Regions from separate parts of the Homo sapiens genome. Here regions 1, 3, 4, 5, 6 and 7 are each linked to region 2. A link is a loop called in an ENCODE intact Hi-C map of the cell type or tissue named here. Cell type or tissue: heart right ventricle. All regions are shown on one strand. Region 1 has its middle 110 kb from the start of VPREB1. Region 2 has its middle 71 kb from the start of IGLL5. Region 3 has its middle 47 kb from the start of LINC01659. Region 4 holds the start of LOC107985554 (a long non-coding RNA gene). Region 5 has its middle 50 kb from the start of LINC02556. Region 6 overlaps RSPH14 (radial spoke head 14 homolog). Region 7 has its middle 23 kb from the start of GNAZ.

Evidence for each region. Hi-C counts contacts between places; a loop is a spot of excess contacts. Peaks named below come from ENCODE experiments on the same cell type or tissue, not always from the same donor. Only the 100,000 strongest peaks of a DNase experiment are listed, where the experiment ranks them.
Region 1: it touches region 2 in a loop (4-fold over the local background); 4 of 110 quality-filtered maps call a loop at or near these places.
Region 3: it touches region 2 in a loop (22-fold over the local background); 56 of 110 quality-filtered maps call a loop at or near these places.
Region 4: it touches region 2 in a loop (9-fold over the local background); 54 of 110 quality-filtered maps call a loop at or near these places.
Region 5: it touches region 2 in a loop (5-fold over the local background); 55 of 110 quality-filtered maps call a loop at or near these places.
Region 6: a loop joins it to region 2, with 32 times the contacts of the local background. A loop is called at or near these places in 106 of 110 quality-filtered maps.
Region 7: a loop joins it to region 2, with 8 times the contacts of the local background. A loop is called at or near these places in 8 of 110 quality-filtered maps.

The regions. Positions count from the first base shown.
Region 1 is chr22:22,355,495-22,359,494 of GRCh38, forward strand. It overlaps IGL and IGLV1-47. Among named protein-coding and RNA genes, the nearest start is that of VPREB1, 110 kb to the left of the region's middle. RefSeq lists a silencer at 2,067-2,166. In heart right ventricle, a CTCF peak has its summit at 1,964 (motif pointing right); a DNase peak (open chromatin) is centred at 1,977; H3K27me3 peaks cover 2,104 bases.
Region 2 is chr22:22,957,296-22,961,295 of GRCh38, forward strand. No RefSeq gene overlaps it. Among named protein-coding and RNA genes, the nearest start is that of IGLL5, 71 kb to the left of the region's middle. In heart right ventricle, a CTCF peak has its summit at 2,084 (motif pointing right); a DNase peak (open chromatin) is centred at 2,096; H3K27ac peaks cover 1,867 bases; H3K27me3 peaks cover 839 bases.
Region 3 is chr22:23,384,366-23,388,365 of GRCh38, forward strand. No RefSeq gene overlaps it. Among named protein-coding and RNA genes, the nearest start is that of LINC01659, 47 kb to the right of the region's middle. RefSeq lists an enhancer at 1,686-2,668. In heart right ventricle, a CTCF peak has its summit at 1,726 (motif pointing left); a DNase peak (open chromatin) is centred at 1,716; H3K27me3 peaks cover 1,114 bases.
Region 4 is chr22:23,288,499-23,292,498 of GRCh38, forward strand. It overlaps BCR (BCR activator of RhoGEF and GTPase), which reads left to right. Exons shown (of 23, transcript NM_004327.4): 13 at 1,019-1,123; 14 at 1,841-1,915. It overlaps LOC107985554 (a long non-coding RNA gene), which reads right to left and starts at 2,030. Exons shown (of 3, transcript XR_001755448.2): 1 at 1,716-2,030. RefSeq lists an enhancer at 3,735-3,914. In heart right ventricle, CTCF peaks have their summits at 2,165 (motif pointing left) and 2,376; a DNase peak (open chromatin) is centred at 2,140.
Region 5 is chr22:23,374,807-23,378,806 of GRCh38, forward strand. It overlaps the pseudogene CES5AP1. Among named protein-coding and RNA genes, the nearest start is that of LINC02556, 50 kb to the left of the region's middle. In heart right ventricle, a CTCF peak has its summit at 1,645 (motif pointing left); no DNase peak of the experiment used is centred here; H3K27me3 peaks cover 1,597 bases.
Region 6 is chr22:23,127,016-23,131,015 of GRCh38, forward strand. All of the region lies in intron 4 of RSPH14 (radial spoke head 14 homolog), which reads right to left. Among named protein-coding and RNA genes, the nearest start is that of RSPH14, 13 kb to the right of the region's middle. RefSeq lists enhancers at 1-26, 391-980, 981-1,568, 1,425-1,704. In heart right ventricle, CTCF peaks have their summits at 1,608 (motif pointing left) and 1,808; a DNase peak (open chromatin) is centred at 1,596.
Region 7 is chr22:23,045,634-23,049,633 of GRCh38, forward strand. No RefSeq gene overlaps it. Among named protein-coding and RNA genes, the nearest start is that of GNAZ, 23 kb to the right of the region's middle. RefSeq lists enhancers at 1,665-2,165, 2,166-2,666. In heart right ventricle, no CTCF peak of the experiment used is centred here; a DNase peak (open chromatin) is centred at 1,858; H3K27ac peaks cover 2,489 bases.

The DNA.
Region 1 (4,000 bases), 600 kb before region 2:
TCCAGGGCTCACTGTCGCAACTGTTGCCCCTTCCTTCCAGATCCTCTGGGTGTCCAGGTTCCTTAGCCGTGGATCTGCTCCTCTCTCTGCCCTCAGCCTAAGAGCTGATGGGGCATCCACCAGGAAGCGCATCCGTGGGCAGGGAGGAGGCCGTGGGCAGCCTTCTCCTGTATGTGAGACACTGCTCAGCCTCGGTGACCCCCTGTTCATTAAGGTGGGAGGAAAGGAAAACAAAATTCACTGTGAACATCTATGCATCATCAAAGAAAAAGCAATGAGAAGAAACAGGAAGTGAAGCCCAGCTCTAATAGTTTATTTCTACTTGGAAATAAATAAAACAATATGCCTGATGTGTTATATAAACACAATAAACTTTTTATAAAAACTATGAAAATTATGTAAAGGAGCATGGCTTACACTAAAAGGAACATTTAAAATAATGACACCCTTGAAATGCAATCCCAAAACACAGCATCCATTTTATTTCAGTTACATATACGGACTGGTTTTATTTAAATGCCTGCAATAAATCTCACTATTTTGTTGTTTAAATGGAGCATTTAAAATCTCATTGTGGCCAGGCGCGGTGGCTCACGCCTGTAATCCCAGCACTTTGGGAGTCCGAGGTGGGCTGATCACAAGGTCAGGAGTTGGAGACCAGCCTGGCCAACATGGTGAAACCCAGTCTCTACTAAAAAAATACAAAAATTAGCCGGGCATGGTGGCTCGTGCTGGTAATTCCAGCTACTTGGAAGGCTGAGGCAGGAGAATTGCTTGAACCTGGGAGATGGAGGTTGCATTTAGCCGAGATGGTGCCACTGCACTCCAGCCTGGGCAACAGACCAAGACTCCGGCTCAAAATAAATAAATAAATAAACAAACAAATAAATAAAAAATCTCATTGTATTGCAACTGCCTGATGATACATTCACAAGTATAAATATCAACATAACCATCCAGCTGTTTCCCTCCATCCACGTAAAATTCCCCAAACAAATATTTGTTAAGAGTCCAGGGTGTATCATGCCAGAACTCATGCAATCATAAACACAATCTATTTCATTTTTCATTTTGATTAACAGAATTATCTTTTTTCTTAAGATTATTGTTTTTAGTTTATTAGATTCTAGATGTCATTACAGACCAAAGATGAATAATTTTCATCATCTTCAAGCCACCCCCACAAGACTCACTACTGAATTTGAACCATAATTTTTCCCTGGAAATCCTAGTTGGGGTGCTCGATGCTAAGAGCTATCACATATCAGGCTCACCTGAGGACAGACTCTGGTCGTCAAACCAAGTTAAAATTTTAATTCTTCCCATGTTCAAAGACTGAACATCTTTGCTCTTTTTGCTCATAAGTGAAACACTCCAAAGACATTTGCCAGGATCCCCCACAGACTGGCATTCAGTGCTTGGAGGACAGACTCCTAGGCAAGATCCCTGGTCACAGTATCCGGATGACTATGACTGCAAATCTGGGGAAGTAGAGGGAGAACAAAGATTTACCAGAAAAACCCTCTGGGAATTCCTCCCCAGGGCATCCCAGAGGGAAGAGCTCCCTTTCTCCTCAGCGCAGCAGGATCCACAGAGGAAGTGGAGCCCTGGCCACCAGGGAGGAGTCACATGAGAGGAGAGGACCCGGTGTCCAACACTGGTGGGGAAGTGAGTCCATGGGGCCGGTCCCCGCTCTGGGCTTGATCCTGAAATAAAAGGACTTTGTGTAGACATCACCTGAGTCCTCTACAATGTACAGCCAAAGAGCCATAGACAGATTCACTCCTGAGGAGTCCAGTAGAGCGTGAAGACTGCCCTGAGGTCACAGGAGGGAGACACAGGTGCCACCTTACTGGGCCGGGACTTGGGAGCGGGGGCAGTGGCCAGAAAACAGGGCGGGGCGGAGGCAGCGGTGAATCTCAGAGGCTCTGGTCACCTGATCATAGAACGGTTTGCCTTAGTCTGGACACTAGGGGGCGCTTGGGGACCATTTCTGAGAAGACTTGGGGTAATCAGAGCAGAACCAGGCACCTGCCCTGCCTGATGTCCTCTGCTCAGGGCTGGCAGCTGTGTCCTGTGTCCTCCCCACCCCCTGGGACCACAAAGCTCCACCCCTGCCACACCCTGACATACTCAAGCCCAGGAGCCTGACCCAGGGCTCAGGGTGGGGTCAAAAACCGGGGGGATCTGATTTGCATGGATGGACTCTCCCCCTCTCAGAGTATGAAGAGAGGGAGAGATCTGGGGGAAGCTCAGCTTCAGCTGTGGTAGAGAAGACAGGATTCAGGACAATCTCCAGCATGGCCGGCTTCCCTCTCCTCCTCACCCTCCTCACTCACTGTGCAGGTGACAGGATGGGGACCAAGAGAGGGGCCCTGGGAAGCCCATGGGGCCCTGCTTTCTCCTCTTGTCTCCTTTCGTCTCTTGTCAATCACCATGTCTGTGTCTCTCTCACTTCCAGGGTCCTGGGCCCAGTCTGTGCTGACTCAGCCACCCTCAGCGTCTGGGACCCCCGGGCAGAGGGTCACCATCTCTTGTTCTGGAAGCAGCTCCAACATCGGAAGTAATTATGTATACTGGTACCAGCAGCTCCCAGGAACGGCCCCCAAACTCCTCATCTATAGTAATAATCAGCGGCCCTCAGGGGTCCCTGACCGATTCTCTGGCTCCAAGTCTGGCACCTCAGCCTCCCTGGCCATCAGTGGGCTCCGGTCCGAGGATGAGGCTGATTATTACTGTGCAGCATGGGATGACAGCCTGAGTGGTCCCACAGTGCTCCAGGCCCAGGGGGAACTGAGACAAGAACCCCCTTCCTCCTCTGTCAGGAGGGTGAGCCCCGGCAGCTGCTGCTCAGGCCCGGCCTGTGGCTTCTGCTGCTGTAGCTTCCCCCATGGGTCCAAGGGCATCCAGGGCCCTGCCTGAGAGTGGAGGCTCCTCCTCCCCTTCATCCTCAGAGTCATGAACAGGCTGTCCAGGAAACAGAACATCCTGCTTCCTGCAACTTGGGACACAGGGTCTCTGCACTGAAGTCCTGGACTGAGGTGGCAGGTACAGCTGTGTCGTCACAGACCCACCTCTGATGGGAAACCTGTGTCTCTGTCATCCTCCTTTTCCCATTTCCAGGAGTTTCCAGAGTGGTGTCTTCCTCCCCCTGCTCCTCAGTGTGAATCCCTGTGCTTCCTTTCTCTCCAGCCAATTCTTTTTTTAATAAAACTCCTTTCATGTAGGAATAATGCATATTTAATAAACCACCCAGATTTATAATAGGAAATTAGACAAATGTTGACATTTTTTGATCCTTGAATACATCACCACCAACACGCAGCTATGCAACCTGTGACCAACCCCAGCAACCCCTCATGACCCCTTGTCATCTCCCTCCCTCCCTTCCCCAGTGCTATCCTGTGCAGCCACAGATCTGTCTCTGTCACTATTGTTTGCTTTCCATTTTTTGGAATGTATCAGTGTTATCAGACATTATCTTCCCATTTGTTCTGGCTTTTTTCACACTGCAAACTCCTTTTGGGATTCTTCCTGTTCTCGCTGAATTGCACCCATCCCATAGAGGGCTCATTACTACCTTTGAGGGCCTTTAGGTTGATTATTCCTGATTTTGTTTATTTATTTTAAAGTTTGAATTTATCGTCCATCAAAATCAAACTCTTGGAGTTATGTTCATCTAAGGTGACAGGAGAGTCTGTGATGTCTTGTCGGGATTCTTGCTTCTTCATCTCTTGCCTCTCGTTCTGTCTATATTGGAAGAGGTTCTCATATTCTATTTATTTACTTATTTATTTATTTGGGTTTTTAAGGATTTCAGTGTTTTTTTCTCTTTAATTATTAATTTTTTTATTTTAATAGGTTTTTAGGGAATCGGTGGTATTTGGTTACATAAATAAGTTCTTTAGTTGTGATTTCTAAGATATTGGTGCACTCATCACCCAAGTAGCGTACAGTGTACCCAGTGAGTAGTCTTTTATCCCTCACCCCGCTTCTACCA
Region 2 (4,000 bases):
CAGCTTCTGCTCACACTCTCTGGCAAGCGTCTTGGCCTCTGGCAGGCTACAGCTCACAGCAAAACCATGCTCTCCTGGAAAAGTCTGAATCTCAGCCTTGCCTGGGGTCCCATTCTCAAGCTCTTAGTTCCTTCACTCACTCCGCGTGAGTCGGTAGCTGCTTTCTGAATCTGCTACTCATGAACGTTGTACAGTCCTGCTTTATCCTTTTCATGAGCTCACCACTCTTTATAGTTTAACAACTCTGAAAAAATCCCTGTTCAAATTACTGGTGTGGTTTGCCTCCTGAGTCTACCCTGGTTGACACAATATCTCAGCATCAAAAGATGGCATGGAAATGAAGGTCATCTCCGAACTGCTACTATGATAGACCTTCAATCAAATGAAGTCAAATGAAGCCTTCAGGCATTCATCTTGCAGAATGCAAACAGTCAGCTGCCACAGGGAACTGCAGAAGGCAAGCGTTGTGACCAAACCATAAATGCTGGTCAGCCCCATCTAAATCAGGTTAAAATGGGGATAGATATCAGCCAGTGAGAACACAGGCAGCTTTCTTTGGAATGGCCACTTCGGGGGTGGTGGGTGAGCAAAGAATGGATGCAGATGCTCTCTCCTCTCCAAGGAGCAATGTGGACTTCAAAGCCCACAAAGATTCGTGAGATTTATTCCTAGAATAAGTACCCTAGAGAAGCCCGCCCAGCAGAGTATAAAAGAAATCAAGAATTTCCGGTGGACCCAGAACGTGTCACAGCTTGGGGCCAAATAAATTACACTCCTGCAAATGCCTCGGGCCTAGCTCCAGTAAAAAGTGACAGGACAGCCATGTGTCCAAAAGCTAGTGCATTGCACAGCAAGGAGGAAACCAATTTCCTTTAGCCTTTGCTCCCCTAGAGACGTCATATGACCAGAGTGAGGTTGGACACTCAGCTCTCTATCTTTTCAAATAATTCCCCATCTCCAAGTTCATGGAAAGAGAGAAAACCATCATGTCACCATAGCGATGACTCCTCTAATGATGGTTCAGAGTGGAAAACTTCTGACTTCAAGGATGGCCTCATACAGGATGGACGTGAATGCTGGTCCTCAAAACCCCAATGTCACATTTTTAAAAATCTGACCATCCCTCAGTCAGTGTCAGGGGTTTTCATGTGGGAAACCTCAAAGAAGGTGAGAAGGCAGGGGAGGTGTAACCCACAGTAATTATTAATAAAACCAACATTCCAGGACAAACTACTGCTAAGGAGGTTGAATTTTTTTTCTAAATGATCCTTCACAAGTAAAATAAGGAACTGGAGTCCTTGGACTGATCGCTATATTATGCTAAATGGATGACAGAATACAGCTCAGGAGTCAAAGATCATAAGCTTCCAAGTGGCCACAGGGACAATAAGCCTTTCAGCCCTTGGGTAATAAAGTCAGACAATCTGGTCCAGCAGCCAGAAGATGGCTGAGCTGGAGGAACATCGATGATGGGACAGTCCCAGCGTCCGCCCTCTCTGCTGGAAGGACATTAGCTGCTGAGAATAACTGGATCCAAATTGTTAACGTGACCCCCCACTGCTCATGGGGATGAAGAAAAAGATCTGGGGTGATTGGAACCTTACAAAGCAGGGACACAGATGCTTTATGTCTTTCGAAGGTCTAGTTGTAAAAACAAGACCCGAAAGCAGCCTCTCGGTCTTTTCACTGCTGGCCAGCAAAACTGGGAGAGGACTATGTTGTGATGTCCCCAGGATATCCTTCATGATTGCCACCAAGATCTGCTGGGATAGGTGCCCAAGACCTGGAAGGAACACTAAACTAGAGACCCAGGGATGCACACACCTTGCATGTTCTCACAATGAGGCTAAACCAGACTCATCACCGAAGAAATGCCAGCCAACAGCCTGTGGACATGGATGCAGATTGACTATTCCAGCCCCTCAGTGAACAAGCTCCAAGTGTGTTTCCTTGTAAAGCAGTTATACAGGTCAAAAATCACTTCATCACAAATGAAATACGGTCAAACTACCACAAAACACAGGGCTAAAATATCTCATCACCGGAGGGTGCCAGAGACCACCAAATATAATCCAGATTCAAGGCAGTCCATGTGAAAATTGCCCACCAGGTGGCGGAAATGCAGGGAGACGGCCAGCATGTACAGATAATTTGTTTCCCGGGTCCACACATTATCTGATGAGAGTGAATCTGACCCTAGAAGAGAACTACACAACTACTTGGTTGCATTAGGGTTCAACAAGACTGTGCACGCTCCAAAAATTCTCAAAAAGGTCAAATCCAAGTAACAAGGGTTTTAGCCTATGAACCAAGGTGTGGCTAGAGAAAAGATTGTTTGAATTTGAAAAGAAGCTAGGAGGTTGACTCACTGGGGCATCTATCCTTGAGTCTTCCTGCAGTGGGAGGCAGAGTGAGCGGTCAGCTGGGCATCCACATCTAGAGTGTTGAAAACCTCCTGGGGGTGGAGACGGGGGACTTCCACTTCCAGAATGGGCAATTGTGTGTGTGTATAAAATATTTAAGATATATGTATTTATTTAAAGTCTCTAGAAATGGCCTTAGGGCATACAGCAAATAAAAAAACATTTAATTCAAGAACATCTATTAAAACCTGGCAAGAAATGGGAGGGTCTGTGGCATTTCAACCACGACCTGCTCCATTCCTCCCACTGCCAGCAAAATGTGACAGAAACTCCACTCCAGGTGGGTACAGCCAAGGACACAGCACTGTCTCCACCCAGCTCCCAGTCAAGGGCTATGGTATTTTCCCAAGAAGGAAAATCCATCAGCATTTTTCTTCCCACCCCAGCTACCTGTTGCAGAGACTAAATTCCAGGTGATTGTAGTAATCGGTTGAGGCTCTCTTCTTTTGCTCAGCCCCTACTTGTGGGACAAAAGCCCTGCCTTGGGTGCAACACACTGAGAATACTGGCACCATCAACCAGCTCATTTGTAAAGTAGAGGTTCCATGCTATGAGAAGCAAGCTGGGAATACAATAGACTCTCCAATAAGCACCCACCTCCTAAAGCAGGGGTGTCACTCAGAAAGTAGCTACCTACCACTGTCCCCACCCAGCCCCAGAGCCATAGCCAAAAGCTCCTGAAACATTTCCCCAAGAGGAAAGGCAGGACATAGAGAGCTCTAAAGCCCTTCCCGAATGAACTGACTTTATTTGCAAATGAGTACAAAGTTCAACATTAAGGGGACTTTCAAAACAATGAAGCTTGGGCAAAAAGCAATTGAGAGGAAACTGGTAAGTTCATTAGTGACATAAACTAGACCATAGGCCAGCTAGTTTATCAGAGAGAACCAGGAAAAGACATGGCTAAAAACAGACCTCTTGGGGTCAAAGCAAACCTCAAACACTGACCTCAAAAACTATCCCTGCAAATGAGCCTCAGTTTAATTGGATAAGTCATCTCAATAAAGGTGTTTTTTAAAGAAAAAAAACAGCAATAACAATTATACATTCTGGTCAACATGGAGTAACAGGAGCTGGATTTATTTTTAGGCCTGGAATAATTTTAAAAACAACACAAAATATTTAAGTCACTGGACATCAGGCAATGAAAGATAGTGGTTTATAAGAGATGAGAAATGAATAAGATGAGCCCCACGATTGCCCCAGATTACTGCATGGAGAGTTTCCAGTCTGAGGCTCAAGGAGGAGAGAACGTAACCACAGCCCACTGGCCTCCCCGAGTTGAAGAAACAGAGCTGCTTGGGATCCCAGGCCGCTGGAGTTCATAGGGCAGAGTACCAAAGAGGAGGGAGCTTAACAGAAAGAGAACTCTGCAAATACGAGAGTGTAAGTATTATACTGAGTAGTGATCAGTGTATGCATATGAGGAATGTACCTGAGGCCAAGAAAAAGACTACCCAAAAGCATTGAACAGAACAATCCCCAGAGAAAATTCAGGGCTGAAAATAATGCCTGACCTCATCAACAAGTACAGAAAATCTCATAATTCATTAAGCATCAGGTAGAGTACTCAGAGG
Region 3 (4,000 bases), 430 kb after region 2:
GAGGACCTGCTCCCTGGGAACGGGAGAACTGAGGCCCAAAGAGTGGCCTCCCACTTGATCTAGGCAAACTCAGGGTCAAGGGCAACAGGCTGAGGTCACCAGGAGCTCAAAGGCTGGCTCTGAAGGTGAGACCTTCTTCTGAGGAAGCAAGTGGCCTCAAGCAGCACCCTCTGGCAGCCGGCCCAGAGGACTGGAGTGGGGTGGGCCGGGAGGAACATCGTTCGGGACGGGGTGGGTGCCTACACCCACAACTGTGCTCCTGCCTTCTCTCCCTCCCTGGCCTGGTTCCCGACTTCCCAGGGTCCCCTCCTGCCCCCACGAGGCCCTGCCGCCCAAGGGCCTGCCTGGATGCTCCAGTGGGGCTTGAAACCCCCACAGTCAGGCAGCAGACCGTGACTTCTCAGCTGTGTGTCCTGGACAGAAGCAAAGGAGGCCCCAGAACCTCTCATCGCAACTCCAACCAACATGGGAATCCAGGGCTGCAGGGGGCAGCCTGCCTGGGGACAGGGCTGGGCTCAGACCCCAAAGCCCAGGGTCTGCAGCCATCCCAGTCCCATTCCACAGAGCCTGAGGCACCAACCTCAACCTACTCCCAGCCCCACTCCCACCCCATGCCCCAGATCCCCCATCCCACCAGAATACACCCAGCCCACAGCCTGGCTCCAAGGAACAGGCTTGTCGGGCCTGAGGGCCTCCAAAAGGGCTCTGTCTCCAGGCCCGGAGGAGAGCAGAGGCCCCAGCCCAGGTCAGAAAGGGGCAGAGTGGACGCAGGGCCCCAGAAGGCCAGCGCTGAGATCCCTCCCCTGCCCTGTCCCCAGTAAACCTCTGGTGTGTCCCCTTGAGGCCCCCATGAGAAGAATGAGGCAAGCAGGGTGGAAATGGTGTGGTCACTCCAGAGCAGTGGCCGTATCCAGCCTCCCGGCCAGCCCTCCTCCCCAGACCAAGGCCCAGGTGGCATCTCCCAGGGCAGAGCCAGGACCAGCCTCCCACCCTCCCCTGCTGTGGGGGCCGAGGCAGCAGTTGGAGGTGGGGGCTCCACCTCCCCAGCCTCCGTCATTCCCTCTCAGATGACTCTTCATGTGGTTTGGTTTGCCTCTTGGAGTCCCTGCAGGGTGCCCCTGCTGACCCTAAGCTGGCCTCCTGCTCGCTGGGAACCCGGCCATCCCTCTGGTTCCTGGTTCTTCCTCCAAATGAGGTCTCTCTTAGCTGAGAGCAGCGCCTACACCCGGGCCACCCTCCATCCACGGCCTCACTGACCCAGGCCACAGCGGCTGCCACACCCTGGTCAGGGGCAGTCATGACCTTGGACAGGAGCTGGGACCCCTCCCCCAGCCCCAGCTGCCCACTGACAAGTGGGACAACCTGGGGCCAGGCCGGGGCTGCCCGAAGGCTACTATGCTTGGGAAGACCCCAAGACAGGAGCCCTGCCCCTTGGGAGGGGTGGCAAACTGCCCCGGGACAGTGCCGGGGTGTCTGGGATGATTCGTCTCCATGTGAAATGTGGGACAGACACCCTAGACTCAGCAAGGGAACTTCTGGCTACCTGGTCAGCCCCTGCCCTAGGCCTCCATGAGAACTTCGGATCCAAGTGGGGAGGTGGCTCCCCCAGCACTGCCCCTGACCTCCCAGAGCTTCCCCTGCTGGATGCTCCAGCTGCAGCTCCCAAACCACTTGGCCTGCTCTGGGCACTGCGTCTGCAGGGGCGTAGTGCCATCTGGTGGTGAAACTGGGAACTGCACCACAGCTCCAGCCCGTACCTGCCGCACACAAGTCCCGGAGACCAAGGGGTGGCCATGGAGGGATTCCAGGGGGCCTGCCGCTCCTCACCTGCTCCCCACCCACCCCCCATCTCTCTCTCAACCCAGGAGCCTGATACTGGGACACACAGACAGGCCCTGGGAGCTCACAGCCCAGCACCGTGTTTCCTGCTCCAATAGGCAGCCTAGTCCCAGCAGGTGCTGGGCAGGCACAGGGCAGCTAAGGGGACGGGTAAGGAGTCCTGGCTCTTGGCCCCAGCAAGGACCTGGGAGATGACCTTGGCACCGACCATCAGGCACTCGCCACACTGTCTCCCCAGGCTCCACTGTCTCCCCAGGCTCCGACTAGAAGGGACAGGTGGGCAGGAAGTGCCAAGAAGGTGGACTGGCCAAGCCGGTGGGCTCCTCACAGGGAGGAGCCTGGGCCTGGGCAGGGGTGGGCACGTTCAGTTCAGCCCCGGCAACCCTGGAGCCAGGGGCCTGGCAGCCCCAGCATGGCCACCTCCTGGGGCCTTGGAGCCCTGGACACCCTGGCTGACAGTCATTTACTGGGGCCACATTGTCCATGAGAGGTGACATTCTTATCTCTCTCTGATTCCTAAATAAAAAATGTGAAAAGCCGTGTCCAGAGCCTCACCCAGGAGGGAGACAAATGGCCTGCTATGGCCCGCACCCTGGGAGCGGCTTAGCCATGCTGGGGACGGGGCAGACAAAAGGTGAGCCCTTACCTCTCTGAGCCTCACCTCTGACATGGGAAGGCCCCAGGGACAGGGAGGTCATGGGCTCAGCATCCCCAGCACTCTGCCCTTCCCCCACACCCTGTTCCCAGGACCCAGCCCTCATCTGTTCTCTGTCCCCTCGGGGGTGCCCCACAGGGTGGGAAGGCAGGGGAGGCTGCCCGGCACTCGGGGCATGTGTCCACTCGCCACCCTGGCCCTGGACAGGGTGGGGCACTCTGCAGGCCACCGCATCCCTCACACAGCCCCCCGCAGACCCGTCCTCCTGGCTGTGAGTCTAGGGGAACCTGGGAGGCCCAAGACCACCCTTGGAGCCCCATGGGCCCTGACCGAAGGCCACCACGCACCTCTTCCCCTCCTGAGGCAAAGGAGCACTCACACCTCAGGCCACAGCCCAGGCCCTGGGAGGACATGAAGGGTAGTGCCCATGCCAGGGCCCATGGCCATTTCGGCCAGGTTTCCTGGGACCCCCAACCCTCCCCATAGGGCAGCTCTGAGGGCTGGAGAGGGAGTAGACCCTGACAGGCAGCCTGGGTGGGTGTGGGCCAAGAGCCCAGGTTAGGAGGGGGCACAGAGATAGGGTCCTCTGAGGGCTGTGGCTAGCCCAGTGACACCGAGTTCCATCCACTCAGGGCCTGTTCCCTGGCTTTTGAGATAAGCTTGGGAACAGCCAAGCACAGGCAAGGTGGCTCACACCTGTAATCCTAACATTTTGAGAGGCTGAGGTGGGCAGATCACTTGAGCCAGGAGTTTAAGACCAGCCTGGGCAACATAGCGAGACCCAGTCTCCACAAAAATAAAATAATAAAGAATTAGCTGGGCATGGTGGCGCATACCTGTGGTCCCCAATACACAGGAGGCTGAGGTGGGAGGATCCCTCAAGCCCAGTTGGAGGCTTCAATGAGCTGTGATCGAACCACTGCACTCCAGCCTGGGCAACAGAGTGAGATCCTGTTTTAAAAAATAAAAATAGAAAATAAATAAAACGAGCTTAGGGCATGGAACATCAAGGCGGCAGTGCAGACAGCAGAACAGCCCCATCTGGCCCCTGCCCTGCGCTGCAGCCCGGCTCCAGCAGGAAGGACTCGGGTCTCCATGCTGGGCGCCCCAGCCTCTCCTCCTCTTTGCCCTCCCAACCCATTCCTGGGCAGCAGAGGAGGGGCAAGGGCACAGGGCAGACCCTCTGAACCAGGCTCCTCGAGGCCATCTGGACACTGTGGCAACATGGGCAGGAAGCGGCTTCCGTTGCAAATGATGTCCAGGGAGGCGCCGGCCTGGCAACGGGGCCACGGCCCCCCCAGCACACTGCTCTGGCCACACTTTTCGCCCTCGAGGCCGGGAGTTCCGGCTTCCAGCCAGTGCCCCCGCCGCAGCCGCGCCCTGTCCTGCACGACATCCCGGAGCCTGGACCTGAGGCGAACCCCCACGCCCACCCCAATCCAGGACACCGCTTGGCAGGGCGCTTGGCCTTTGTTAGCGTATATGACCCCGTGAGTGGGGAACCCC
Region 4 (4,000 bases), 330 kb after region 2:
GCTGCCCATACACCGCACCCCCGGCCTGCCCCCTAGTCCTTTCTGGGACCCTGCCACCACCCCATTTTCTTGGCCTCCCCCATTTCTCCTCATCTACTCCCCGCCCCCTGGGCCTTCCCTGCCCCAGCAGGTGCTGATGCTAAAGGGGCCTTTGGCTGGGCCCACTTGGGCATTCACACTGTGCTGGCCCCACTGCCCTGTTCATATGGCCGGGGTTGCCCGCTCTCAGCTCAGGGGCGCTCCCTCCTGTCTGGGGCAGCCCCTTCCTTCTCTGGGCACTTCCCTCTGTCAGGGCGCTCCTTCCTTCGGGTCCTGCCTGGCAGTGTCGGTGGGGAAGGCAGACCCGGTTCCCTCCTTGGAGGTTTGGGATTCACCCTGAGCTGGGGCTCTGCATGCCTCTGGCCTGGCCTGACCTCCCGCGCCCTCAGGCTCATCATTCTCACCTATGCAGAGCCACCTCTCGGCCCCCAATGCCACCGTGGCCTGGGGGATCAAGGATCTCCGGGCAGCCCTGCCAGTGCTTGTGTCCCAGGGTTTCCTGTCATAACATAGGAGCCCCAGCCATTTCCAGAGTGGCAGCCTCTGTTCCCTGTTCAGCATTATGCCCAGAAATAAGCCCCTTTTCCTCACCTGGTGGAGAAACGGGGGCCTGTGTTAGCAGAGGACGGGCAGAGCCATGCTGCTGTCTGTATGGGGAGACCTCACAGGGAGGTGCTCCCAGTCCAGCCACTCATTCTCAGACCTGCCTTGTGGCTGTGCTTAGGTAGCGTGGGATGTGTGTGTTTGTAAGTCTCATGCTAAGACTCCTCCAGGCCTGGGCTCTCCAGGGCCACACCTCACTCTGCCGCCAGACCAGCACTGCACTTGAGAGCCAAGTGCCCTCTCCTGAGCCCCCAAGCCCTGGCACCAGTTCTTGCCGTGCCCCTTCCCCAGGGTGTGTGGTGGAGGTCCAGTGGGAGGGGCCAGAGGGCCAAGGAGCAGATTGACCAATTGGTGCACCTCTTTTCCAACCTCCCAGGTTTCAGAAGCTTCTCCCTGACATCCGTGGAGCTGCAGATGCTGACCAACTCGTGTGTGAAACTCCAGACTGTCCACAGCATTCCGCTGACCATCAATAAGGAAGGTGGGCCCCCCCGTTTCCGTGTACAGGGCACCTGCAGGGAGGGCAGGCAGCTAGCCTGAAGGCTGATCCCCCCTTCCTGTTAGCACTTTTGATGGGACTAGTGGACTTTGGTTCAGAAGGAAGAGCTATGCTTGTTAGGGCCTCTTGTCTCCTCCCAGGAGTGGACAAGGTGGGTTAGGAGCAGTTTCTCCCTGAGTGGCTGCTGCTGGGTGGTTGAGGAGATGCACGGCTTCTGTTCCTAGTCACAAGGCTGCAGCAGACGCTCCTCAGATGCTCTGTGCCTTGGATCTGGCCCCACTCCCGTCCTCCCAGCCCTCCTCTCCTCCAGCTACCTGCCAGCCGGCACTTTTGGTCAAGCTGTTTTGCATTCACTGTTGCACATATGCTCAGTCACACACACAGCATACGCTATGCACATGTGTCCACACACACCCCACCCACATCCCACATCACCCCGACCCCCTCTGCTGTCCTTGGAACCTTATTACACTTCGAGTCACTGGTTTGCCTGTATTGTGAAACCAGCTGGATCCTGAGATCCCCAAGACAGAAATCATGATGAGTATGTTTTTGGCCCATGACACTGGCTTACCTTGTGCCAGGCAGATGGCAGCCACACAGTGTCCACCGGATGGTTGATTTTGAAGCAGAGTTAGCTTGTCACCTGCCTCCCTTTCCCGGGACAACAGAAGCTGACCTCTTTGATCTCTTGCGCAGATGATGAGTCTCCGGGGCTCTATGGGTTTCTGAATGTCATCGTCCACTCAGCCACTGGATTTAAGCAGAGTTCAAGTAAGTACTGGTTTGGGGAGGAGGGTTGCAGCGGCCGAGCCAGGGTCTCCACCCAGGAAGGACTCATCGGGCAGGGTGTGGGGAAACAGGGAGGTTGTTCAGATGACCACGGGACACCTTTGACCCTGGCCGCTGTGGAGTGTTTGTGCTGGTTGATGCCTTCTGGGTGTGGAATTGTTTTTCCCGGAGTGGCCTCTGCCCTCTCCCCTAGCCTGTCTCAGATCCTGGGAGCTGGTGAGCTGCCCCCTGCAGGTGGATCGAGTAATTGCAGGGGTTTGGCAAGGACTTTGACAGACATCCCCAGGGGTGCCCGGGAGTGTGGGGTCCAAGCCAGGAGGGCTGTCAGCAGTGCACCTTCACCCCACAGCAGAGCAGATTTGGCTGCTCTGTCGAGCTGGATGGATACTACTTTTTTTTTCCTTTCCCTCTAAGTGGGGGTCTCCCCCAGCTACTGGAGCTGTCAGAACAGTGAAGGCTGGTAACACATGAGTTGCACTGTGTAAGTTTCTCGAGGCCGGGCGCAGTGGCTCATGCCTGTAATCCCAGCACTTTGGGAGGCTGAGGCAGGTGGATCGCTTGAGCTCAGGAGTTGGAGACCAGCCTGACCAACATGGTGAAACCCTGTGTCTACTAAAAATACAAAGATTAGCCGGGCTAGGCAGTGGGCACCTGTAATCACAACTGCTTGGGAGGCTGAGGGAAGAGAATCGCTTGAACCCAGGAGGCGGAGGTTGCAGTGAGCCGAGCTTGTGCCACTGCATTCCAGCCTGGGCGACAGAGCAAGACTCCGCCTCAAAAAAAAAAAAAAAAAGTTCCTAGAAACAGCAAAATGTGGAGACAGAAAGCTTACCAGGGATTGTTGGGGAATGGGGTTGGGAGAGAGGACTAACTGCAGATGAACCCAAGGGGGACTTTTTAGGTGAGAGCAGTGTCGTGAAAAGACTGTGGTGCTGTTTGCGCTCACATTTACATTTCCTAAAATTCTTTAAACCCTACACTTGGAATGGATGAATTACATGACATGCAGATTGCACCTTCATAACATAATCTTTCTCCTGGGCCCCTGTCTCTGGCTGCCTCATAAACGCTGGTGTTTCCCTCGTGGGCCTCCCTGCATCCCTGCATCTCCTCCCGGGTCCTGTCTGTGAGCAATACAGCGTGACACCCTACGCTGCCCCGTGGTCCCGGGCTTGTCTCTCCTTGCCTCCCTGTTACCTTTCTTTCTATCTCTTCCTTGCCCCGTGCACTCAACCTTGCATCCCCAAACCAAACCTATTATTCATGGACCCCAAACTTGTTCCTCTTATGTCCTGTCCCTTTGAGGGGCACCACCATCCACCCGCATGGCCAAGCCAGAAACCGTGGTCTGCTCTCCCTCCGTTAAATGCCATTCTCCATCAGTGAGGCTTCTTAGTCATCTCTGGCTGCCTGGCCAGGCCCTGGCTGTGGCCTCCTCCCTGGTCTTTGTAGCTCTGGATATCCCTGCAGAAAGGGTCCCCACTACCAGGCCTCTCCATCCCCAGTCTCAGGTAGTTTTTCTAAAATGCAAACCCCACCCTGCAACTTACCGCCCACAGCCCAGCCCACTCTTCTCCAGGCCTCGCCTCCCTCCCTTCCCCCTGCACCCCACGACTTCTCCAGCACTGAGCTGCTTCCTGTGCCCCACAGTGGCCTGGAGTCCCCTTTGCCTTAACTCTTTGCCCCATAGTACAGCGGGGTCTGCTCTGATTGTAGGGGCTTCCCACATCCCCCAGGATGGCTGCCCTCTGCTGTGGCATCACTGTGTAACAATGGCGTGTACACCTCTCTGTCCCCACCAGTGCAGGGCCCTTCTCATCGTAGGGGCTTTAGCTGGGGTTTGTGGATCGACTGAGTGAACGAATGTTGTGGGAAGTCCCGTTTCCCAGCCGCACCCAGGGAAATTCCACAGAGCGGGCAGGGGCATCGCATGAGGTGCTGGTGTTCACGCCAGACCACAATTAGGTGTTTAATTTTTAAAAAGAAAGTTACAACCTTTTTTTTTTATTTTTATTTTTTCTGATTCTGCAAATAACACCTGCTCTTACAGACCATGTGGGTGATGTG
Region 5 (4,000 bases), 420 kb after region 2:
TCCCTCCTCTATCCATGACCACTGAGCTGGCTCTGCCTCCACCTTCTCTCTCCCAGTCCCCTGCATCTGGTCAAGAGTCAAGCCCTGCCAATTTTACCTCCATTCTTCTGTGGCTCCCACCCTGGTCCCCATTTCTCCATCTGTTTATCCTGAGAAGCATTATACCTTAGTGGTTACTATCTCAGCCTCGAGCACAGGATTCACAGCCTGGCCACTTATCATCTGGGTGACCTTGGGCAAGTCACTTAACCTGCTGTGCTTCAATGGTTCTCATGTCTAAAATGGGGATAGTGCCCACTCCACATGGTTGTGAAGATTGACGGTGCCAGGCAGACAATAAGCATGTCATATACACCTGTTATATACATGTTAGCTATTGCTTTTGTGGTTCAACCACCCCGTGGCCCGCATCAAGACGGTGCCTCCCATTGGGGGTCCGTATCTGCAGCTGGGCACCCCTGGCTCAGCCTCCGTTCTGCTCTGGAGGTTCCTGGTACACTACTCTGAGAAAGGTACTCCTGGTCCCTCAATCTGTATTGGATAAAGCCCAAACTCCATTTACGGCCTGGCATTCAAGGTCTTTCCCTGTCAGGCCTGTCCTTGCCTTTCTGCATCCATCTCCTGCTGTAGCTTCATCTACCTATGCTCAAACCAGATATGATAAACAATTGTTGAAAACGTTCCTATCAAAGGAATCTTACGCAGAATCCTAATGTATAGAGCAGCTAGAAGTGTAATTGCTCGGGTCAGGGCACCCCGTCAGCCTGTCCTGCCTGCACAGCACTCCCAGAGCCACATTCCAGGCCTACAGGCCCAGTGCAGTTTGCAAAAGTATTGCTTCATCCTCATGTGTTGCTACCTCCCTTCCAACTTCCTAACCTTTGCACAGGTAGCACCCTTTGCCGAGCACACGTTCTCTCAACCCCTTCTCCTCAAACCCAACCACATCCTTCAGGTGCAACTCCAATGCCACCCCTCTTCCGAAGCCTCCCCAATCCCTTGCAACTCATTCCTCTGTTTCCGCAGCCCCATGGCCTCTCATTCTTGGAGAATTAACCATGTCCTTCTTGGTAATGTGGAAATTTTTGTCCCTGCATTATGTCCCCCATAGTCAGGAGCCTCTGTAGGGCAGGATTCATATTTTGAATCATTGCTGATTTTCCCATAGTATGTGACAGTGACCCCCAAGCATAATCCTGGCCCCACCTCTCACTTCTCTTTGCTTACATTGGTCCCTGGTCAGGACTTCTCCTGCCATGTTTTAGGCAGGATAATAGAAGTGGTCAAGAGACCTAGCTCTGTTTTGTGACCCCTGGGAAGTTGCTTGGCCTCTCTGGGCCTCCATTTTCCAGCTGTGAAATGAAGATAACAACAGAGAATCTTCCTTGAAGGATTATTTTGAGGATGAGTTGAAATAATGCATGCCTGGTTCATTGATAACCCAATACATGTTAGGCATGATTGGAGGAGGGAAGCCACTGTGATGGAGTGATGATTCTCAGGTGAGCATTCGAGAAGCCTTGGGGTGAGGCTCAGGTAGACGCTACCAACTGCTCACACAAACAGTGTCCTGTCTTCCAGGGCATGCAGTGGGGCTACATTGCCCCAGCTCGCTTGCAGCTGGATGTGGCCATGTGACTGAGTTCTGCCAATGGTGAGTGAACAGAAGTGACGAGTGCCACCTGCAGGCTGGGCCAGGAGACTCTCCCTTGCATGGTCCTCCATGCTTTCTCCGCCCACCTGCCAAATGCAGAAGATCCGGGGCCCTAGAGAATCCACATCAGAGCTCAAGATGTAAAGAGCCAGATCCCTGGCTGACCATGGGGAAGAATATCTGCTGATCAGGGATGCTCAATTAAACTTTACTCAAGTGAGAAAAAGATTTTTATTGTGTTAAGCCACCAAAATTTGGGGATTTATCTGCTACGGCAGCAAAAATTACCTAAGGAACTAGGGCCAGTTTTGTTCAATGTCCTGGAAGGCTCACTCCTTCTTAGGTTGCTGGGCACTGTCTATGGCTACTGCACTGCTGCCCCTTGGGGATCTGGGATGTCGATCATTTGAAGAGACTCACGTGAAGAAGCCAAATATTCCCAGCCGGTACTGGACGATCACAACCAGCATGTCCTCATAGGCAGCCAGGGAGGACCCATCGAAGATGGAGGCTGAGCCAGTCTCGAAGGCACCGCCTGGGAACCACAACAAAACCTGAGGAGGAGACAGGAATGTCCCATCAGCCCACCAGGCACCACCTCCCCTCCCCATGCAGTTTGGGGCACACGTTCTTCAGATGAAATATAAATGTCCCACTTGCTAAGCAGGGTGTGATGTTTCATCTTTTGAAGGCCCAGGGTGAAGCATGTAGGCTCTGGCACCTGAGTGCCTGGGTTTGATTCCCAGCTCTGCCACTGACTAGCTGTGTGACCTTGGGCAGTTTACTTAACCTAAGGCTCATTTTTCCCATCTGTAAATGTGAAGAAGGAAACTATCTCACTCACGAAGTTTTATGAGGTTTAAACAAAATTCTATATCTAAAGCTCATAGAACAGTGAGCATTAGCATATTTCAAGTTTCAAAGTGCTCAGAAATTGTTCACTAAATATCAGTGAACCTGTGACCCACAGGAAGATGGAAACCGTTGTAAGCCATGTCTAAAAGCAAAAACAGCTCAAGGTGTTTCAGAGGAAAGCTCTCTACCTTCAGAGGGAGGGGAGGAGAGGGGAGAAAAGGGGAATGGAGGGGGTGAGGGGAGGAGAAGTGGAGAAAAAGAGGAGGAGGAGAAGAAAGAGGAGGAGGAAGGGAGAAGGGGAAGGAGGAGAAAGGATGAAAGATGAAGAAGGAAGAGAAAGAAGGGTCAGGAGCGGTGGCTCACGCCTGTAATCCCAGCACTTCGGGAGTCTGAGGCGGGTGGATTGCTTGAGCCTCAGGAATTCAAGACCACCCTGGGCCAATATGGTGAAACCCTGTCTCTACTAAACAAAAAATTGCCGGGCATGGTGGCAGGCATCTGTTATCCCAGCTACTTGGGAAGCTGAGGCACAAGAATCACTTGAGCCCGGGTGGCGAAGGTTGCAGTGAGCTGAGGTTGCACCACTGCACTCCAGCCTGGGTGACAGGATGAGACTCTGCATCAAAAAAAAAAAAAAAAAAAAGGAGGGAAGAGTTAAAAACTTTATTGATTAGAAAAACTGGGACCAGGGAACATAAAACGTTATTCGGATGGCATTATCTCTATTTATATATTTAATAAGAAATCCGTTCCATTCTCTTTCTTAGGGTCATGTTAGAGATTACAGCCTTTGGGGCAGGTAAAGAGAGGAAAGCCACTGAGGAAAGGGGAAGAGGACAAAGCACTGGCTTTGGTGCCAGAATCTAGCACCTACTGCATGTACAACATGGAGGAAGTCATTTATGCCATTCCTGTGCTTCATCTTCTCCATCTGTGGAATGGGTCCAAATGCATGATTATGTTTTATAAATGTCTGTATTTAGCCAGTTCTTGTTTTTCTTTCAATGCAGCTACAAGGCCACAAGTTATGCTATGCTATAGATTATGTGACCTATCACGTGAGTAACTGCTTTTATTTATTGTAAGTCCGCTCATAAAAACCCCCGCTCTCTCTTTGTTTAATGCTCAGCTTCTTGGATATGAATCCACTGAGCCGGCGCATACCTAAAATAAACAATCCTCCTGTTTCTCATACTGGTCTCTCCGTTCCTCAGTTTACCGCAACAGTCCTGCTCAATGAGGTGAGGGAGCCACATGGTGGTGTCAGTTGGAAGGCAGGCCAGACAGGGCAAGGAACCAGGATCAGAGAAACCGGCTTATGTGTGGGGAGGAGATCCCCAGGTCCTGCTCCTACTTGGGCTCCTGGCAGCTCCCAGCCACTGTCCAGAGCTGCAGAGTCAGTAGCCTGAGGGTGGAGGGAGCAGGCCTGCTCTGCCTGGGACCACCCTCTTCATCCCTCTGCAGCTGAAGGCTTCACACCAATAAACACAT
Region 6 (4,000 bases), 170 kb after region 2:
CCAGGAGAGGCGATGACTTATCAGCATCACACAATGTGACCCCACCAGGCCAGGACCTGAGGGGCTTTACTCTGTCCACATTCCCCAGATCCCCACAGTGGCAACAGGCCCTGGCACCCTACTTCCAACGTCAGCCCTCCAGAACAAATGGTCCATCTGGCTCAGGGGACAGTGCCAGGAAGGGCTGCACTGCACCATGAGGACTTGAGGCAACACTGAGGCTGGACCTCACCCTGGATGAGCTCACCTCACCCAGATGAGCCTGACGAGATGGGGATGCCTGACAGGCCGGGAACCAAGAGGCCAGAGTGTCCCTATCAGTGACCATCATTCCTGCTAAGTCCAGGAATGGGGTACAACTACCCACCAAAGACTGTCAGGCTGAGGATGTGCCTGGGGTTCTGGTGCACCCTGCCCTGAGGGCAGGCAAGACAGAAAAGGGCCTGCTCCTCTAGGGCAGCTGGCCTCCACCCCTCACCCTGTGGCATCAAGGGGAGGAGGAGGAGGAGGCTGCTCTGGGTCCATCGAAGGAAGCTGGGTGTCCACGGGTGGCTGCTGAAGAGGGACAGGGTGCAGTGGTGGCCCACCCAAGGCCACTAGCCTGGAATGAGACATACGGCTCACTGCAGTGGGAGCACCTACTTTGCTTCTCCAGCAGCCCACGTACCTGGGGTTCAGATGACATTGGGTGCATTCTGGGTGGTATAGCTGTAGACCCCCAGATTTCTCCCTAGCTTAGATGCTATGACTCCAGGGATGTCCCCTGAACCCCCAAATGACTTGGATCAAACTGCATCCAGACATTTCACCCGCGGCACCCTCCCCTTCCCAAGCCCAGTTCTCCTTTCCAAGGTCACGGAGCCAATTTCCAGAGGCAGGGCCCAGGCGCATCCTTGCTGCCTCCCTCCTCCTCTCGGGCTGGTGCTCTCCTCCGGGCTGGGAGGGTCATCCATCTCCACCCCCGGGCTGCACACGTGTGGAGTCAGGGTCAGAACAGGCCCCATCATGCTGCTGCTAAAGCTGGGCTGGGGTCTCAGAGCCTGGCACAAGGAGAGGGAGACTGGAGGCAGGGCCAGAACAGACTCACAGGTGTGCCCAGTCAGGACCAGTGGGATGGTAGAGGGATACTTCCGGGGGACCCTGAGCTGTTCAACTGCACCCCAAAATCTGGTTAGAGAAGAATTGTCAATTTCAGCCACAGAACTCTCTCTCCCACAAAAATGAAACCTGTTTTCTCATGGGGTTCTACTCCATTCCTGGACTTAGCAGGAATGATGGTCACCGATAGGGACACTCTGGCCTCTTGGTTCCTGGCCTGCCAGGCCTCCCCCTCTCATCGGGCTGGGGAGCAGAAGCAGACCCTGTGCATCACTCAGGGCCCAGCTGGCAGGGAGCCTGGGCTGGCAGCCTGTGTGTGACATCTGTCTCTACAATCCTATTTTCTCCTCTCCTGACACGGCACCACCACGGCGCATGAGTAGCCAGCCTGGAAGGAACTTAGAGGAATGCGTGTGGGTGAGCGCAGCAGCTTGGGCCCAGGGCCCCTGCAGGGCCAGGGCCCACTTGGGACAATCCTCAGTCCTGGGGTGCCCCCTCCTGGTTACTCTGGGAAATCATGCAAGTCAGACTTGGCCAGAGCAAGGATTCTGAAACCACTCTCCCAGACACCCATGACACAGGGGAAGAAACTGAGGCACGGTGGCCAGAACAAAACAGGGGCCCAACACATACTGTCAAATGAATGAAGGAATGAGCAAGCAGGTAAGTGAACTGTAGCAAGAAGACAACCAGCAATTGATCCTTTAAAGTATGACATAAAACCTACTAAACAGCCAATATTTGTTGAGCGCTAGCCACATGCCAGGCGCCCTGCCAGGTGCAGAGGGTGCCATGGTGAAAACGGCCTTCCAGTGTGGCCACTGATAGGAAACCATACCAATGGCCACCAGCATTCACTGGGAGCCAGCTAAGCCCTGCTCAGAGACTGTCCCAGCTAAGCCACACAGGTGACACCCACGTTCCCACAGGTGATGGTACTGCCCAAGGTCACACGCTGGTAAGAACAGAGCCACTGAAATAGATGCCCTCGCCACCCCCCAGGCCCCCCACCCAGAGGCCCATGAAGGACACCACCTGGGGCACAGTCACACTCGCTAATCCAGAGGCCACGACACTCAGTGTACCCCCAGAACAGATCTCCTGGGCGTCTGCCACATTGCCTCCTTCCCTTCCTCCCTCTGCTCATTGTCCAACTGTCCCCTGCATACCCGGTGTCCCAGGCCTCCCTTCTGGGCCCTTCACAGATCATGAGCAGCACTCAGTAAACCCCGCGATGAAGGGCCGAGGCTCCCCACCCTGACCCTCACTGAGGCTTCTGTTCGTGAGCTTGTCAGTACCACAGCCCCCTACTCCTAATGGTGCGCCCAGTGTTGGTGGATGGCAGAAAAAGACAAGGGGAGGAGATGGGGAAAAGCAAACTCGTACATTTTAGAAGAAAATATGGCAGAATATCTTCATGAGTCAGGGTAAAGAAAGATTATCTTACACGGCACTCAAAAAAAAAAAAGGCCAGAGGGAAAAAAAATCATGAAATTGACTTCATTATTCAAATGAAAAACTGCTAAGGCTGGGCATGGTGGCTCACGCCTGTAATCCCAGCACTTTGGGAGGCCGAGGCAGGAGGATCGTGAGGTCAGGAGTTCAAGACCAGCCTGGTCAACATAGTGAAACCCCGTCTCTACTACAAATACAAAAATTAGCTGGGCATGGTGGCACACGCCTGTAGTCCCAGCTACTCGGGAGGCTGAGTCAGGAGAATCACTTGAACCTGGGAGGTGGAGTTTGCAGTGAGCTGAGACCATGCCACTACAGTACAGCCTGGGTGACAGAGTGAGACTGCATCTCAGAAAAGAAGGAAGGAAGGAAGGAAAGAAGGAGAAAGAAAGAGAGAGGAAGAAAGAGAAAGAGACAAAGAGAGAAAGAGAAAGAAAGGAAGGAAAAGAAGGAAAGAAAGAAAGGGAAGGGAGAGAAAGAAAGAGAAAGAAAAAGAAAGAAAGAAAGAAAGAAAGGAAGAAAGAAAGAAAGAAAGAAAGAAAGAAAGAAAGAAAGAAAGAAAGAAAGAAAGAAAGAAAGAAAGAAAGAAAGAAAAAGAAAAAGAAGGCCGGGCATGGTGGCTCACGCCTGTAATCCCAGCACTTTGGGAGGCCGAGGCAGGCGGATCATGAGGTCAGGAGATCGAGACCATCCTGGCTAACACGGTGAAACCCCGTTTCTACTAAAAATACAAAAAATCAGCCGGGCATGGTGGCGGGTGCCTGTAGTCCCAGCTACTCGGGAGGCTGAGGCAGGAGAATGGCATGAACCCGGGAGGTGGAGGTTGCAGTGAGCTGAGACTGCACCAGTGCACTCCAGCCTGGGCGACAGAGTGAGACTCTGTCTCAAAAAAAAAAGAAAAAGAAAAGAGAAAGAAAGAAGGAAAGAAAAAGAAAGAAAGAAAGAAAGAAAGAAAGAAAGAAAGAGAAAGAAGGAAAGAAGGAAAGAAAGACTGCTGCACCAGTGAATCAACAAAGGCACAGTGAGAAGCCAAGAAAACAGCCTGGTTTGAAATGATATTTGCAATGTAGGTAACCGACAAAGGGCTGGAATCCAGGATAAATTACACACTCCTTCAAATCAATAAGAAATGGAAAAACAACTCGGCAACAGAATGAACACACTCTCTCCAGAGGCACTGGGCAGGAGAGGAATCTGATGAGGTGTCAGGCAGAGGGAAGATGTTTCCTCTCACCAGGACAGGGACAGTAAAGCCATATCACAGTGAAACACCATAGCACATCCATCAGGCTGGGATATGCCCCGGGCTCTCTGGAGGCCAGAGGCTGGGCTGGAAGCAGTTGCAATATCCAGCAAAGCTGAAGGCAAACACATTCTCCCTGGCCCAGCGATGCCCTCCCTGGCAGATGCTCTAGGGGACTCTCCTTCCAGGGTACCAGGAAGCCCT
Region 7 (4,000 bases), 88 kb after region 2:
TACAAAAGGCTTTTAAGATTGCCACTTCAATTCCAGAAAGGTGTATTTTAGTTCAGTTGGTGTTCTTTTTAACTTATCTACTGTTTCTTAGCTAAAATTACTAAATTCAGGGTGGAGCCTCTTAAGGAATAGGGCAAAGAGAGCATTCTGTATGCCTGGACTTAGCATGAATAGATCTGAAAAAGAAGCAAGGCTATTTTAACTGAGGGTCTACCTTTTATAAATACTTTATCTAGGATATCTTTCATTTCACCTTTGGGGCAGCATAGCAACTAAGCCAAAAGGTTAGCAGATTTAATTTTTCGTATCTATTAGTAACTTAAGCTTTTTATTTGCCTTTTTAAAAGTCTTTAAATAAAAATATTGCAATCTTTTTAGAAGCTTCTGCATATCAATAGACATCCCTAGATGAGACTATATTGGGAGACCTCATTTTCAAATGCACTTCTTCAAGTGCAGGGTTGTTCATTTGGAACATTTCACTGTAACTTTAAATTATCTTTAGTAAGATTTTGCCATTTCTGTAGTCCCAGCTACTCGGGAGGCTGAGGCAGAAGAATGACGTGAACCTGGGAGGCGGAGCTTGCAGTGAGCCAAGATTGCACTACTGCACTCCAGCCTGGGCGACAAAGCAAGACTCTGTCTAGCAAAAAAAAAAAAAAAAAAAAAAAAATGCCATTTCTGTAAGCCTTTGCTACTACTAGCACCCTCTAGGGCCTAATACTGATACACAGATTAGCCAGAAGGTACTCAGCTCTTTAGAAATAAAGGATCCCATTTTTACCTCAAATATTGACTTTGGCTCTCAGGTCCCCTCAAGCAACTATGTCAGTGATTTTTTTCCATACCTAAGTGTACAGGAAAAAAGAAACAAAGGAAGTAGAAAACACAAAAATCCCTGTGGACTTCCAAAAGCCAAAGTTTACACCCCCTGCAATATTGCCATCTGCTACTGGTTTCTTTCTGACCCAGTCAGACAAAAGAGGCCCCTAACTGTATCCAAGCCAGTTAATTATCAGATACAATCCAATTGTAGACTCAGTTCAGTTTCTGTCAGAACTTCCAAACCCAGTGTTGATCAAAAATTTGCTCAAACAAACTCAGAGAACTCAAATCTCTGAGCAAATCTGTGGAGCCTCACAATCTGAGGGAGAACTTACCAAGATCCCCAGTTGCTGTGAGAGAGCAATGGAAACAACAGGCACAGTGGGTAACTTGCTTGCTCACTTGGCACTTTGGGGGTTACTAGAAGTTCTAGCTCAGATCCCACTTCTGACACCATCTGTTAAAAGAAAAACCTTAGCCAAATTAAATTTAACAGAGTTTATGGGTTTTTTTTCCTGAGGATCAAGGCAGACAGGAGGAAGAACTAGATAGCAGCTTTCACTCAAACGGACCAGAGCAGCATGTGGAGTCTCTAGAACTATTGCAAGAATAATTCAGGAAAGCCAAGAGAACCCACAGACCCTCTTAAGGAAGTGGATTGCTCCTGCAGGACCTGGGAGACACCCCAATTACCGTGAGTGCCCAAACTGTGGGAGTGAGAAAGGGAGATTATCTGGCCCTGAATACACACCCTCACTGGGGAACCTGAAGTCTAGATCACAGGAGAAGATTCTGACAATACCTGGAGCTGAGTCAATTTAGAGAGCCGAGGGAAATACGGGGGTAGGGGAAGCAGTGGGAAAAGCTCTGTGGGCTCTCTGGGTTCCCAGCGAAGCCATTTCTGAGTTGTCTCACAGGGTTACCTGGAGAGGGCTGCCAGAGGAACTGGGAAAAGGCCACAGAGAGAAGGAAACCTCCAGCTGAACTTTGCAACAATTCCAACCAAACAGGAAGTCTCCTGGCCAGAACTCAGGGGAGGGCGCCAATCCAGTGTGCAGACTCCACAGACAGGGAAGCCTAAAAGCCCTACTTGCTTTCGCAGCTGGGGGCTGGTAGCCTGGGGAAAGTTCTTGGCCCTGCTCGCAGACTGCGTGGAAACAGACTCAGTGCTGTTGTGGGGTGGGGCACGGTGAGAGTGAGACCAGCCTTCTGGGTTTCATGGGAGCTGGGTGAGGCCTGTGACTTCCAGCTTTCCCCCACTTCTCTGACAACCTGCATGATACAGCAAAGGCAGCTACAATTCTCCTAGGAGCATAACTCCATTGACCTGGGAACCTCACTCCCATCCCCCACAGCAGCCGTAGCAAGATCTGCCCAAAGAGAGTCTGAGCTCAGACATGCCTAGCCCTGCCCTCGCCTGATGGTCCTTCCCTACCCACCCTGGTAGCTGAAGACAAAGGGCATATACGCTTTGGAGTTCGAAGGCCCCACGGCCCCACCCACCACCTGATCCTCCCCATACTACCACAGCTGATGCTGTCTTGAAAGTGTCACCTCCCAGCAGGAGGCCAATCAGCACAAAAATAGTGCATTAAACAACCAAAACTAAGGACCCTCACAGAGTCCATATCGCCCCACTGGCACCTCCACCAGAGCAGGTGCTGGTATCCACAAAAAGAGACCCACAGATGGTTCACATCACAGAACTCTGTGCAGACAACCTCCAGTACTAGACAGGAACCTGGTAGACCTGCTGGGTGGCTAGATCCTGAAGGGAGACAAGAATCACTACAGTATGGCTCTCAGGAAATCACATCCCTAGGAAAAGGGGGAGAGTACTACGTCAAGGTAACACTTTGTGGGATAAAAGAATCTGAACAACAGCCTTGACCACTAGACCTTCCCTCTGACAGAGCCTACCCAAATGAGAAGGAACCAGAAAAGCAACTCTGGTAATATGACAAAACAAGTTCTTTAACACCCCCCAAAAAATCACACTAGCTCATCAGCAGTGGATCCAAACCAAGAAATCCCCAATCTGCCTGAAAAAGGTGTCAGCGAAACTAAGCTTCATAAATGAAGGAAAGACCGTCTTTTTCAGACAAACAAATGCTGAGAGAATTTGCCACTACCAAGCCAGCCCTACAAGAACTGCTAAAAGGAGCTCTATATCTTGAAACAAATCCTGGAAACACATCAAAATAAAACCTCTTTAAAGCATAAATCTCATAGGACCTATAAAACAAAAATACAAATAAAAAGCAAAAAAACCAAGGTATGCAGGCAACAAATAGCACAATGAATGGAATAGTACCTCACATCTCAAAACTAATGTTGAATTTAAATGGCCTAAATGTTCCATTTAAAAGATACAGAATCACAGAATGGGTAAGAATTCACCAACAAACTATCTGTGGCTTTCAAGAGACTCACCTAACACATAAGGATTCACATAAACTTAAGATAAAGGGGTGGAAAAAGACATTCCATGCAAATGGACACCAAAAGCAAGCAGGAGCAGCTATTCTCATATCAGACAAAACAAACTTTAAAGCAACAGCAGTTTAAAAACACAAAGAGACACATTATATAATGATAAAAGGCCTTATTCAACAGGAAAATATTACAATCCTAAATACATGTGCACCTAATACTGGAGGTCCCAAATTTATAAAACAATTACTACCAGACCTAAGAAATGAGACAGACAGCAACATAATAATAGTGGGGGGCTTCAATATTCCACTAACAGCACTAGACAGGTCATCAAGACAGAAAGCCAATAAAGAAACAATAGATTTAAACTATACCCTGGAACAAATGGACTTAACAGATATTTACAGAACATTCTACCCAACAACCACAGAATATACATTCTATTCATCAGCACATGAAATTTTCTTCAAGATAGACCATATGATAGGCCACCAAACAAGCCTCAATAACTTTAAGAAAACTGAAATTATATCAAGCACTCTCTCGGACCACAGTGGAATAAAACTGGAAATCAACTCCCAACGGAACCTTCAAAACCATGCAAATACATGGAAATTAAATAACCTGCCCTTGAATGATCATTGGGTCAACAATGAAATCAAGGTGGAAATTTAAAAATTCTTTGAACTGAATGACAACAGTGAACAACCTATCAAAACCTCCGGGATACAGCAAAGGC